2 separate regions of the Homo sapiens genome follow, and region 1 is linked to region 2. A link is an interaction called in ENCODE POLR2A ChIA-PET data of the cell type or tissue named here. Cell type or tissue: HCT116. All regions are shown on one strand. Links, peaks and the distances in the headings refer to the core of each region. The heading gives the core; the rest is flanking DNA.

Region 1 (8,764 bases), core at 3,318-8,317, 110 kb after region 2:
TGCCTGCTGCTTGGCCTGAGAACTGTGTTATGTACTCTTGCTTTCCCAGAACAAGGCACAAAACATCACAGCCCCAGAGTCTGAGGCAATCTGGTGAGGCCATGGCTGGGTGGGGACAGGGGTTGGAGTTGGGGGACACGTGCTCAGGACTCCGCTCCCATTTGCCTGTCCAAATGGAGATGAGGGCCTGATGGAGAGGAGGCAGGGTTTCAAGGAAGAGGAACTTACTACCTGTCCCTGCTGGGGGATGAAGGGAGCCTCCAGGGCCCCAGGGACAAGAACGAAGGGACTGATGCTCATGGGTTTGGGACACTGAGTGTCCTGAACTTCCAAGGCCACCCTGGGTTTTCGGCAAACAGGGCAATCTCTGGCTGGATGCGGTGGCTCATGCCTGTAATCTCAACACTTCGGGAGACTGAGGCAGGCAGATTGCTTGAGCTCAGGGGTTCAAGACCAGCCTGAGCAACATGGCAAAACCCCGTCTCTACAAAAAAAATTACAAAAATCAGCCGGGTGGGGTGGTGCATGTCTGTAGTCTCAGCTACGCAGGAGGCTGAGGTGGGAGGATCACTTGAGCCCAGGAGGTCGAGGCTGCAGTGAACCGTTATCATGCCACTGCACTCCAGCCTGGGTGACAGAGCAAGACTCTGTCTCAAAATTATATATATATAAAAGAAATAAAGAGGGCATTCTCCCACCCCCAGGGCCTTGCTTGTGTGGGGTTTCCAAGTCCAGCCATCAGTAAGAGGGAAGTTCTTCCAGTCTGCAGTGTGATACTCCTGTTGTGGCGTGGGTCATCACCCTACTGATTGCTGGAAAGGCATCTCAGAGGGTATCCAGCCACTGGGCTGTCCCTGGGGATAGGAGGGCAGTCCACACCCTGATCAGCCCTGGTCTGTCCCCAGCTGGCAGCTGTTGTCCAGATGTTTTCGATCCTGGAGGCACTTGGTGAAGAGGCAGCGGGAGCCAGCGGCGGCGGCAGTGGCACTGGGCCGCTGGCAGCTGTTGCGAAAGTGCCTTCAGGCCTTGTGGCTCCGGGAGGCTCAGCTGGAGGCAGCATGGGGGCAGTACACAAAGGTTCTGCTGGTCCGGAGCTTCCGAGAGGTCAGCGGTCTCCAGGTTGGGCCAGGGGGCCGTGTGAAGCAGTGGTGTGTCTGGGGAGGAGACTCAGTCTACGGAGAGGACACCCACTGGGCATAGGTGGCACCTCATGAATGATCAGCAGTAAAGGGTGTAGTTGTGAGTCCACACACCTGAATCAGCTCTGCCTGAGTTCAAATCCTGCCCCCTCTACCACTTTCTAGCTGCGTGACCTTGGGCAAGTTACCTAACCTCTCTGTGCCCCAGTCTCTTTATCTCTAAAATGGGATGATGATGATAATAGAACATACCTCTCTCAGGGTCGTTGTGAGATTAAATTAATAAGGGACTCAGAACTCTGCCTAGCATATAGCAAGCTAGTAGATAAGTGGTTGCTATTTTTTATTAGAGGTTTGCCAGCCAGGGCTGGGAGGGAGCATCTGTGTCCTTCCCTCCTTGGGAAAGGGGTGCTCTGAGAGGGTCCAGTCGCAGCTTTCATCTTTTAAGGAAAGCGTTGCCTCTTGGGATGCATCGCTCTATATTTGTTCATTCATTCATTCCTTCATTCCCAAAGAAGGAATGAATAGGCAGAGTAATGGTTAAGACCACAGGCTGTGGAATCTGATAGGCATGTGTTACTCCTGTCCCCGCCCCTGCCTGGTGTTCCCTTGGGAGGCAGATTCAAGGCCAACATCTCCTTTCCCCTTCTCTCTTGAGCCAGTGGAGAAACCTGGCTTTACAGCAGAAACAAGTACAGCCCCACATGCAGGCTGGGCCAGGGTCCCCGCCCTCCAGGAGAGCCCAGGGCAAAGGCCTCTCCTTGGGAAGAAGCACAGTGGTGGACCCCGCCCAGAGAAGCAGGCTGGAACACACCAGGTTGGTCAGTGTTGCCTGGGAAGCCGGTGGCCTTTCTTCCCCAACTTCCTGCCTTGCCCCCACTACTTCCTCATCCCCACAAAAGAATGGGAATGAAATAAGCAGATGTGGGCAAAGATTTATGCAAAAAAGATGTCCATCATGGCATCATTTATAATTGTAAAAACTTCAAAACAGCCAGGCACGGTGGCTCACACCTATAATCCCAACACTTTGGGAGGCCTCGGCCAGGAGTTAGACACCAACCTGGGCAACATAGCGAGACCCCGTCTCTAGCAAAAAAATGTAAACATTTAGCCAGGCATGGGGGCATGCTTGTAGTCCCAGCTACTCTAGAGACTGAGGCAGGAGGATCACTTGAGGCCAGGAAATCAAGGCTGCAGTGAGCTATGATCATGCCACTGCACTCCAGCCTGGGCAACAGGTCAAGACCCTGTCTCAAAAAAACAAGCTGAAAAGCAGCCTAAATGCTCAACAGTGAGTGAGGAAATGATGGTTTGACCATGTGATGAACAATTAGCAACCATCCAATATGATGTTTAGGAAGTTTTTTTTTTTTTTTGAGATGGAGTCTCGCTCTGTCGCCCAGGCTGGAGTGCAGTGGCACAATCTCAGCTCACTGCAAGCTCCGCCTCCCAGGTTCACGCCATTCTCCTGCCTCAGCCTCCCGAGTAGCTGGGACTACAGGCGCCCACCACCATGCCCGGCTAATTTTTTGTATTTTTAGTAGAGACGGGGTTTCACCGTATTAGCCAGGACCTCAAGTGATCCACCTGCCTCGGCCTCCCAAAGAGCTGGGATTACAGGCATGAGCCAGCCACCACGCCTGGCCAGGAAGATTTTTTACTGGTTATGTTTCCAATCATAGCAGTAATGCATGCTCAATTTGAAAAATATTCCAAATAGTTGGAAGTCTATTAATTAACTTGAAAGCTTCATCCTTTCATAGCCCCCTCCCTGGAAGTATTTTTATGAATATTTGCATAGCATTTTTTAAAAAAAAGGGAAAATGGTGTGGCAATGTTAAATTTTTCTTAAAGGAGCATAAAAATGTATCCAAAATATTTTTCCCAACCACATAGTTGCATAGAAACCACATGGTGCATAGAAAAAGGACCAGAAAGAAAAAAAAAAACCTGAAAATGTGCAATGTGAAAATCCCTAACACTGCTGAACTGTACACTTAAAAATGGTTACAATGGTAAACTTTCTGATGTGTATTTTACCACAATTAAGGAGTAAAAGATATTTCATTTAAAAATGCTAAAATGGAAACTATGCTTATCTCTGGGACAGTGGGATTAAAGTCGGTTATATTTTTCTTTTTTTTTTTTTCGAGTCAGAGTATCGCTCTGTTGCCCAGGCTGGAGTGTGTGGAACAATCTGGCTCACTGCAACCTCCGCCTCCTGGGTTCAAGCGATTCTCCCGCCTCAGGCTCCCAAGTAGCTGGGATTATAGGCACACACCACCACGCCTGGCTGATTTTTTTTTTTTTTTGTATTTTTGTATTTTTAGTAGAGATGGGGTTTCGCCATGTTGGTCAGGCTGGTCTCAAACTCCTGGCCTCAAGGTATCTGCCTGCCTCAACCTACCACAGTGCTGGGATTATAGACGTGAGCCACTGCGCCCGGCCTCTGGTTATTTTTTTCTTTATTTCCCCAATTTTCTACTACAGTTGGGTATTTTTTTTTTTTTAAACAGAGCCTTGCTCTGTCACCCAGGCTGGAGTACAGTAGTGTGATCTCTGCTCACTGCCACCTGTGCTTCCCAGGCTCAAGCAATTCTCATGCCTCAGCCTCCCGAGTAGCTGGGACTACAAGTGTGTGCCACCACACTGGCTAATTTGTGTGTGTGTGTGTGTGTGTGTGTGTGTATATATCACCTCTGGCAGCGTGTGTGTGTATGTGTGTGTGTGTGTGTGTATATATATATATATATATATTTTTTTTTTTTTTTTTTTTTTTTTTTGTAGTAGAGACGGAGTTTCACTATGTCGGCCAGGCTGGTCTCAAACTCCTGGCTTCAAGTGATCTGCCCGTCTCAGCCTCCTAAAGTCCTCGGATTACAGGTGTGAGCCACCATGCCTGGCCATGTTCTTATTTTTAAATTGAACAAATGTATTTAAATAATTATTTAAATGATATTTATTTTAATACATGTTTGTTGTTTAAAAAAATCCAAATAGTATTAAAGAGAATAAATCAAGAGCAGAACCTCCCCCCAGCAATAGCTTTTAAATCCGACATAAAATAAACTGTCCAGAAGAGGGTAGGGGGACTCAGCGCCCCCTGCTCCCAAGGGCAGACCGCACCTGCCTGGGGTGGGGCGGACAGGTTGGGACCGAGTGCCCTTCCTCCCGGGTCATCAGCTTCTCTCTGGGCAACTTTGCTTTTAGTCCAGGAAGTCTGAGGGAGGAGGAGATTGCTCAGCGGCTTCTGTCACATCCTAGGCAGAGAACAGACAGCAGACACGAGAGAGTCCAGATCCTGCAGGCCCTGCAACTGGCTGGTGAGACGTGGGGTGCTGGGAAAGCGGGGAGATGGAGCCTGGCCACGCAGGGCCTGAGCTCCACACTGGGCAGGGGCGGGGGACCCTGGGCGAATGAATGTTTATTTTGCATCTGCTTTGGCACATTCCCAGAGACAATCTCATTTGAGCCTCACAGTGACCCCCAAGAGGAACTGTGCCCATTTTACGGATGGGGAACTGAGGCACAGATAAGTTAAGTGACTTGTTTGAGGACACACAGCATGAGAGGAGCACGGCCTGCATTTCTGGGCTGATACACTGATGCAGGCCCACACCAGAGGCTGGAGTATTGGAGCTAGACTTCACTTACTCAGAGATGGGGGGTGCCCTGCGACAGGCACCCCACATGTCAGGGGCCCCTCCTGGCTCAGATCCTCCCATCTGCTTACTCTCTCTTTTCTCTCCCTCCTCCCTCTCTCCTTAGTGTTCTTCCTGTGGTGCCAACAGAAGAAACGGGCCAGACAGGAGAGGGAGACTCTGCGGAAGGCCACCAGGGCCACACAGAGGACAGGGAGCTTCCCCCAGGCCTGGCACTCTACTGCTGCAGGTGTAGCCTGGGTGGCCCCACTGAGCCCCCAGCACCAGAGAGCTTGGCTGTGCAGGTAGGATGCCCTTCCCTTTTTTTTGAGATGAGGTCTCACTCTGTCACCTAGGCTGAAGTACAGTGGCACCATCTTGCTCACTGCACCCTCCACCTCCCTGGCTCAAGCAATCCTCCCACCTCAGCCTCTCGAGTAGCTGGGACCATAAGCATGTGCCACCACGCACAGCTAATTTTTTTGTATTTTTGATAGAGACAGGGTTCCACCATGTTGCCCAGGCTGGTCTCGAACTCCTGAACTCAAGTGATCTGCCCACCTTGGCCTCCAGAAGTGCTGGGATTACAGGCGTGAGCCAGCATGCCTGGCCCCCACTTCCCTTTAAGTCAGCTCTTGACTCCTAGTATTGAGAGGCAAGGATGCAAATAGGAAATGAAAGCAGCCATCGACTGAGCATGCCTAGAACATGCTAGCCCGCCCCACTGGCTGGGATTTGGATATAAGCAAAGCTTAGTCCCGGCCTCCCACCTCTGCCCATCATCACAGTGGAACCCATGGCTGGTGGGGGAACAGACAGGAAACTAGCAGTCCCAAGGGTGTATGTGAATACCACCTGGCTTAAGTGTTGTGAAGAGAAGGAACACAGATCTATGAGTTTCTTTTTTTGCTCCCTGGTGGTTAACTTTTTATTATGGGGCATTATTATTATTATTATTATTTGAGACGGAGTCTCGCTCTGTCACCCAGGCTAGAGTGCAGTGGCACGATCTCGGCTCACTGCAACCTCCACCTCCTGGGCTCAAGCGATTCTCCTGCCTCACCTCCCAAGTACCTGGGACTACAGGCACATGCCACCACGCCCGGCTAATTTTTTTTGTATTTTTAGCAGAGTCAGGGTTTCACCATATTGGTCAGGCTGGTCCTGACCTCAGGTGATCCACCCACCTCGGCCTCCCAAAGTGCTGGGATTACAGGCATGAGCCACCGCACCCGGCCTGTGGGGCATTTTTCTTACTCAAAAGTAGAGCAGATAGGATAATAAACCCCAGCGCACCAATTACCCAGCTTCAACAAAATCAGCCTCTCTTGAAGCTTGTTTCATGTGTACTCCAAATACATCCCCCGCTCCAAATTATTTTGAGGCAAATCCCATGCATTATACCATTTCATCCATAAATATTTTTATATGCCTCTCTAAAAGATAAGGACTCTTTAGAAACATAACCACTGGCCGGGCGCGGTGGCTCATGCCTGTAATCCCAGCACTTTGGGAGGCCGAGGCAGGTGGATCACTTGAGGTCAGGAGTTTGAGACCAGCCTGGACAACATGGTGAAACCCCATCTCTACTAAAAATACAAAAATTTGTCGAGTATGATGGTGAACACCTGTAATCCCAGCTACTCGGGAAGCTGAGGCATGAGAATTGCTTGAACCCGGGAGGCAGAGGTTGCAGTGAGCCGAGATCGTGCCACTGCACTCCAGCCTAGGCGACAGAGTGAGACTCCATCTCAGAAATAAGTAAATAAATAAATAATAAAAACATAACCACAATACCACTCTCACAACTAAAAAATAATGAAACAACTGTTCCTTAATACTCACGAATATCTGGCCAGTATTCACATTTGCAAGTATATATTGTATTAGAGTTTGCAATGAGGTCCATGTATGGCAGTTGGTTGATAAGTCATTCAAGTCTTTTTATTTTTAATTAAAAAAAAATAGAGACAGGGTCTTACTGTGTCACCCAGGCTGGAGTGCAGTGGTGCAATCATGTCTCACTGTAGCCTCAAATTCCTAGGCTCAAGGGATCCTCTCACCTCTGCCTCCAAGTAGCTGGGACTATAGGTGCATACCACCACACCTGGCTAATTTTTAAATTTTTTGTAGAGATTTAATTTTTTGCCACGTTGCTCAGGCTGGCCTCGAACTCCTGGACTCAAGCAATTCGCCCACCTTGACCTCCCAAAGTGCTGAGATTACAGGTGTGAGCTACCATGCCTGGCGAATTTTAAAAAATTTTGGTAGAGACAGAGTCCCACTGGTGAGCCATGATCGCACCACTGCACTCCAGCCTGGGCTCAAGCAATCCTCCCACCTCGGCTTCCCTGAGTGCTGGGATTACAGGTGTGAGCCACCACGCCCGGCCTGTTAAAATCTTTGTAAACTATAGGCTCCCCTTCATTTTTTTGATTGCACGTTATTTGTTGAAGAAATCAACTTGCTTGCCTGCTAGTTTCCCACTGTCTGCATTTTGCTGACTACATCCCCCTGGTGTAGTTTTCTGTGAGAATTTTTAGTGCAGGAAGCTGACCTAGACCAAGGTTCAGTGGTGATGTGAAGGATGAAGAGTTGCCTGGTGGAGGAAGATCAGAAAAGGGTAGAGTGTTCAGAGGCCTCTGGCCGGGAGTGTAAGATCCTGAGGCGTAGCAGAGCCGAATTGGACCCTTGTTAGTACAGGGTAGGGGGGCTGAGGGTAGTTGAAGATGAGATTGGAAAAATCTGTGGGGACCAGATCAGCACCTGGTTGGCTGTGGGGAGGGGCTGAAATTTGATGGTAGAGCAAGGAGGCTACCGCTGGAGGATTAGCAGGTGACTCTGATGATTTGATTTGAGATTGGAAAAACACCACTGGGTTACTGAATAGGAAATGACTGGAGGAGGCCGAAAGTGGATGCAGGGAGGCCAGGTCAGAGGCTGCTGAGGCCACCACGCTGCCAGAGGTGATAGTGTCATGGCCTGAGCAGGTGACATGCAATGCATCTTCAAAGCAGCCCCATTTTACAGATGAGAAAACGGAGGCTTGGCCAGACGCGGTGGCTCAAGCCTGTAATTCCAGCACTTTGGGAGGCCAAGACGGCCGGATCACTTGAGGTCAGGAGTTCAAGACCAGCCTGGCCAACATGGAGAAACCCCATCTCTACTAAAAATACAAAAAAAAATTAGCCGGGCATGGTGGTGCATGCTTGTAGTCCCAGCTACTTGGGAGGCTGATGCAGGAGAATCTCTTGAACCTAGGAGGTGGAGGTTGCAGTGACCAGAGATCGCACCATTGCACTCCAGCCTGGGCAAAAGAGTGAAACTCCGTCTACAAACAACAACAACAAAACACGGAGGCTCAGAGAGATGAAGTGGCTTGCCCAAGGCCTGGGTAGTGTGTCTGGCAATGGCAGGCAGCTGGAGCCGCAGTCATCAGATCTTGCAATTGACATGGGTACTTTCCCTCTGTTCTCCCAGGTGCTTCGGGGCGTGGCAGCAGTTCGTGCAAAGAGGGTCCCGGTACCGAGACCACCTGGCTGACCGCCGGACGGGGACCCTGAGGAAATGCCTGGAACAGTGGGTGCGGATGAAGCAGCTCCGGGAATCAGATGGGGCAAAGGTGACCCAGCTGTCCCTCTGCCGGCAGAAAGCAGGTGAGCTAGTGTTGGCTTCCGCCCCAGCAAACCGTGTCACTTAAGCCCCTTCTTCAGTGGTCCCCAGTTGAATATGTGAATTCTTGTGGGAGGTGATAGAACTGGGGCTTTCTAGGAGGGCAGCCTGTAGGCCTGGGAGGGTGCAGGAGGGGTCCCAGAGTGGGCAGGCCCCAGCTGAGCCACATCCCTATGTCCCATTATGAGCTGCTGTGGGTGACAGACTTGGTTCTGCTCCTCCCACTGCAGGCTTTCTCAGTGCTGGTATCCTAGATCCTGCCCAGAAGGGATGTGGGCCCTGCTCTTGGGAAGCTCCTGGTGTGATGGG
Region 2 (5,530 bases), core at 531-5,530:
ACGGAGCACCTGAGATGTGGGAGGTGCAGCATGTTCCCCTGGGCCCCTCAGAAAGTCGAGCTTGGAGGCCAGCCTGGATCTGTCTCTCCCTTCCCCTCCTGGGACCATTCTACCTGTGTTCTTTGACCCTCGGAGCAGGGACAGGCAAGACAACTGGCAAGCTTGCAGCTGCCCTGATGGTGCAGGTGCAGGGAGGTGACCATGTAACTCTGACCAATCTGGGAAGTGGAGGGTGGGCTCATGGGCCGTGCTCTGCCCCTGTCTGCTGCTCCCAGTCTCTCGCTCTGCCTGCCTGCTCAGAAGAGGTGGCTTTGGCCCAGAGGCTCAGGCCGGGACTGAGATGGACAGACCCAGGGTGGGGTGGGGTCCAGGTCGGGTGTGGACTGTCCTCACTGTCAGTGGAGCCCCAGAAGCTAGATGGGTACCAGGTGGGGTTAGGTTCCCAGAGGACTGAGGGAATCCTGTACAGGATGTCCCAGGGTAGATGGGGAGCAGGATTGGGACCTGCTCTGACAGCTGGACACATGAGCCCTGGATGAGTATGGTAGGGGGTTTGAAGAATCCCCTGTCCACCTCCCAAATCCAGGCCCGGCCCCCTCTGGCTTGGAGAGCATTCCAAGCCCCCACCCCACCCCTAGAACTGCCATTCCCAAGACCTCTGTCTCCCAGCCAACCACCCTTGGAACTTGCCTCTTGTCCTGCTGGAAAGATAGCAGTGTTCTCCTGACTTCGCCCTACTGCATGCAGCCAAATAAAAGGTGTGCCCAGTCTAACCTGTGCCCTGTGGTTTCTGGAAGGAAAGGCAGACTTTAGGTGGTCCTGCCTGGACCTGCAGATGGTACAATGGCATGGCTTCTGTCTAAGGTACAGAGGGGTTGGCATTTCAGGAACCAGGCCATCACAGAAACAGGTTCATGGGCAGACCCCTCAGTGAGCTGCAGGTATCTCACCTGGCAGCCGTCCAGTACTGCTGGCTTCCTCTGGAGGCCCAGCCACAGGCTGGGGTTGGGGTGTGTGGACATCTCTGGGCAGCTCTTGAGTCCACCTTGTGCCAGATCAGCAGTGCCACCCAGGCTCTGCCTCCTGGTGTTACTCTTTGCCAACAGCTTTACGGACATTGGATGAAGCCGAAGCATTTAGAATGGTGCCTGGCACACAGTTGGTGCGTGATATGGTTAAGCTTTGTGTCCCCACCCACATCTCATCTTGAATGGTAATCCTGGGTGTTTAGGGAGAGACCTGGTGGGAAGTGATTGGATTATGGGAGCGGTTTTCCCCCATGCTGTTCTCATGATAGTGAGTGAGTTCTCACGAGATCTGATGGTTTTACAAGTGACGGTTTCCCCGGCTCCCTCCTGCCGCCATGTGAAGAAGGTCGTTGCTTCCCCTTCACCTTCCACCACCATGATTGTAAGTTCCTTTTTTCTTTTCTTTTCTTTTTTTTTTTTTTTTTTTTGAGATGGAGTCTCGCTCTGTCGCCCAGGCTGGAGTGCAGTGGCGCAATCTCAGCTCACTGCAAGCTCTGCCTCCCAGGTTCGCGCCATTCACCTGCCTCAGCCTCTGGAGTAGCTGAGACTACAGGCGCCCACCACCATGCCCGGCTAATTTTGTTTGTATTTTTAGTAGAGATGGAGTTTCACCATGTTGGCCAGGGTGGTCTCAATCTCCTGACCTCGTGATCCACCCACCTCGACCTCCCAAAGTGCTGAGATTACAGGCGTGAGCCACCGCGCCCAGCGATTGTTTCTTGAGGCTTCCCCAGCCATATGGAACTATAAGTCAATTAAACCTCTTTCCTTTTATAAATCACCCAGTCTCGGGTATTTCTTTATAGCAGTGTGAACATGGACTATAATCCAGTGCTCAATAAGTACTCCTCACATTTAGCTATCTCAGTCAAGGGTGAGCTAGATAAGGGCTTTGGCCAGGGCAGGATCACCACCCACCAGCCCATGGCAAACTGCAAAAGGACGGCCTTCCACGGAGAACATGTAGCCCTGACTGCAATTAATGTGTCCTGGGCCAGTCCCCTTGTGCAGTACACAGCCTGCACAACCCTTGGTGGTTGCCTGAACAAGGTGCTTGCTAAATATTTGTTGACTGATGGAAGAAATTCATGAACTTAATCCTGATAAAAAACCTCAGAGGTTTTTTATTTTTTGAGACAAGGTCTGGCTCTGTCGCCCAGGCTGCAGTGCAGTGGTACAGTCTCCACTCACTGCAGCCTCCCAGGTTCAAGCGATTCTCCCACCTCAGCCTCCGGAGGAGCTGGGATTATAGACCTGTGCCACCACGCCCGGCTAATTTTTGTATATTTAGTAGAGACAGGGTTTTTGCCATGTTGGCCAGGCTGGTCTCGAACTCCTGACCTCAAGCGATCCTCCCCACCTCGGCCTCCCAAAGTGCTGGGATCACAGGCGTTAGCCACCTCCTAGCACCTCAGGTTTTTTACCTTTGAGTCTATGAAGCCTGCGGAGGTCACGCCCTAGGGAAAGAAGGAGCCCACTGGGTGTCAGGTCCTGCCTCTAGGGAGGGGACCGCGGGTCAAGGGTGGAGCCCTGGGCCGCATAAGGAAGGAACTAGTGCGGAGGTCCGGGGAGCGGCCGCGCGTTCGGGAGCTTCGGCCCTGCGTAGGAGGCGGGTGCAGGTGTGGGTGCTGAGCCGCCCGCCGCCTGGAGGGGGAGACAGCTTCAGGACACGCAGGCCGCAGCGAGGGCCCGGGCCCTGGGGATCCCAGGTTCGTCTTCCCGCGGCGAGGGTTAGGGGCCGGGCCGAGAGGGACGGCAGCGGGGTCCGGGGCGGGGGTGGGGACCGAGCGCAGCGCGTGACGCGGCGGCGGGGCCCAGCGACAACGAAGCCGAGGCCGTAGGCTCGGGCCGACCTGGAGCTCCGCCGCTGCGCCCAGGTCGCGTCCCCGGGGGGACGGGCGGCGGGCGAGTGGGGAGCCGGGGTCTCCGGCGCCTGGGCGTTCACGGAGCCTGCGGGCGCTGGTCCGGGCGGCCAGGGGTGGGGGGCGCGGGCGGCTGGGCCCGGACTTCGACTGGGGGCCTGGCCCCGGGGCCACCCAGGCGGAGGCTCTGCGGCCGCCTCCACCCCGGCCACATCCCGAGGCCGGCGCCGGGTTCGGAGAACTGTCAAGGGACCTCCAGGCCCCCACACGCCTGCGAGATCCGGCGCTTGCCTTGCCCCAGCCACAGTTTCTGTTTCCGAGAAACCGGTGAAGTAACAATGCCACTAGAGCTTGCTGGGAGGGTGGGTGCGGAGAAGGCGAGCACGAGACGCCGGGCCGGGCAGTTGGGGACCCCGATCGGTGTGAGAGGGCTTCCTAGGGCTGGCATGGACTTCCCCACCACAAAATGCCCAGGGCCGGGGGGGGGAAGGGGCGCAAGAAAATGCGGACTGGGCCAGAGACCAGACTTCGGTCACCACGGTGGGAAGCTATTGGTGCCTAGATGCCTCTAGCTTGGAGCCCAGTGACTTTTATTTCGTCTAGAGTCTAGACAGTGCCTTTAGAAGCTGCCAGCATTTATTTATTTATTTATTTATGGCAGAGTCTTGCTCTGTCACCCAGGCTGGAGTGCAGTGGCATGATCACGGCTCACTGCAGCCTCGACTTCCTGGGCTCAAGCGTTCCTCCTGCCTCAGCCTCCTGCATAGCTGGGACTACAGGCACGGGCCACCAGGCCTAGCTAATTTCTTTTTTTTTTTTTTTTTTTTTTTTTTTGAGACGGAGTGTCGCTCTGTCGCCCAGGCTGGAGTGCAGTGGCGCGATCTCAGCTCACTGCAAGCTCCGCCTCCCGGGTTCAGGCCGTCCTCCTGCCTCAGCCTCCCGAGTAGCTGGGACTACAGGCACCTGCTTCTCGAGTAGCTGGGACTACAGGCACCTGCAACCAAGCCCGGCTAATTTTTTGTATTTTTAGTAGAGATGGAGTTTCACTGTGTTAGCCAGGACGGTCTCGATCTCCTAACCTCGTGATCCGCCCACCTCGGCCTCCCAAAGTGCTGGGATTACAGGCGTGAGCCACCGCGCCCGGCCTTTTTTTTTTTTTTTTTTTTTTTTGAGACAGATTCTCACTCTGTTGCCCAGGCTGGAGTGCAGTGGCACGATCTCGGCTCACTGCAACCTCCGCTTCCCGGGTTCAGGTGATTCTCCTGCCTCACCCTCCCGAGTAGCTGGGACTACAGGCGTCCGCCACCACGCCCAGCTAATTTTTGTATTTTTAGTAGAGACGGGGTTTCGCCATATTGGCCAGGCTGGTCTCGAACTCCTGATCTTGTGATCCGCCCGCCTCGGCCTACCGAAGTGCTGGGAATACAGGCCTGAGTCTGTGCACCCGACCTAATTTCTTTTTTTCTAGAGACAGAGTCTCACTATGTTGCCTAGACTACAAGCATTTTTAATTGACAACTTTTACATTTTTTTTCAAATGCTTACAGTTGCTTCTCAGAACTTAGAAGACTTGGCCACATTGGGTTTTTTTGTTATTTTTTTTTTCCATCAAAGCATTTTTCTTTTCTCTTTTTTTTTTTTTTTTTTTTTGAGACAGTTTTGCTCTGTTGCCCAGGCTGGAGTGCCATGGAGCAATCATGGCTCACTCTGCTCCAGCAGGCTCCTTCTTTCCCTAGAGTGTGACCTCGGCAGGCCTCATGGACTGTAAGGTAGAAAAATCTGAGGGGCTGGGTTCGGTGGCTCACACCTGTGAGCTACTGCAGCCTTGACCTCCTGGGCTCAGAAGATCCTGACGCCATAACCTCCCAAGTAGCTAGGACCATAGGCACTCGCCACTATGCCCGGCGAATTTTTTCACTATTTATAGAGACGGGGCCTCCCTGTGTTGCCAAGGTTGCAAAGCCTTTTTTCTTTTCTTTTTTTTTTTTTTTGAGACGGTGCCTTGTACTGTCACCCAGGCTGGAGTGCAGTGGTGCAATCTCGGCTCACCACAACCTCCGCCTCCCAGGTTCACACGATTCTCCTGCCTCAGCCTCCTGAGTAGCTGAGATTACAGGTGCACACCACCACGCCTGGCTAATTTTTTTGTATTTTTAGTAGAGATGGGGTTTCACTGTGTTGGCCAGGCTGGTCTCGAACTTCTGACCTTGTGATCCGCACCCCTCGGCCTCCCAAAGGGCTGGGGTTACAGGCTTGAGCCACCGCACCCGGCCTGCAAAGCATTTTTCACGAGGCACAAGTACCTCACCTGTTTTCTCTGCCATGTAAAGTGTTCCTCCCTGGGCAGAAGTGAGCATGCACCCACCCTCCTGTTTTCTGAGATGGGAGCCTTCAGAAGACCATGAACTGCTGCTTTGGCCAAGCCTCTATGGAAAATCAGAAGAGGCCACAGCAAAAGGCTGGGTACAGTGGCTCACACCTGTAATCCCAGACTTCAGGAGGCTGAGGCGGGTGGATCACCTGAGGTCAGGAGTTCAAAACCAGCCTGGCCAACATGGTGAAACCCTGTCTCTACTAAAAATACAAAAATTAGCTGGGTGTGGTGGCGGGCACCTGTAATCACAGTTACTTGAGAGGCTG

Evidence for each region. ChIA-PET counts read pairs that join two places held together with the same protein. Peaks named below come from ENCODE experiments on the same cell type or tissue, not always from the same donor. Only the 100,000 strongest peaks of a DNase experiment are listed, where the experiment ranks them.
Region 1: POLR2A ChIA-PET joins it to region 2 with 5 read pairs; 3 of 35 experiments call an interaction of 5 or more read pairs at or near these places.

What each region holds. Positions count from the first base shown.
Region 1 is chr1:11,767,172-11,775,935 of GRCh38, forward strand. It overlaps C1orf167 (chromosome 1 open reading frame 167), which reads left to right. Exons shown (of 21, transcript NM_001010881.2): 4 at 50-93; 5 at 906-1,104; 6 at 1,802-1,956; 7 at 4,353-4,465; 8 at 4,911-5,088; 9 at 8,264-8,439. Among named protein-coding and RNA genes, the nearest start is that of C1orf167-AS1, 8.1 kb to the right of the region's middle. In HCT116, for the core only: no CTCF peak of the experiment used is centred there; no DNase peak of the experiment used is centred there.
Region 2 is chr1:11,661,519-11,667,048 of GRCh38, forward strand. It overlaps FBXO44 (F-box protein 44), which reads left to right. Exons shown (of 6, transcript NM_033182.7): 6 at 1-1,809. It overlaps FBXO6 (F-box protein 6), which reads left to right and starts at 2,682. Exons shown (of 6, transcript NM_018438.6): 1 at 2,682-2,737. RefSeq lists silencers at 2,748-2,967, 3,018-3,087 and an enhancer at 3,208-3,257. In HCT116, for the core only: a CTCF peak has its summit at 2,653; a DNase peak (open chromatin) is centred at 2,603; H3K4me3 peaks cover 1,712 bases; H3K27ac peaks cover 1,964 bases.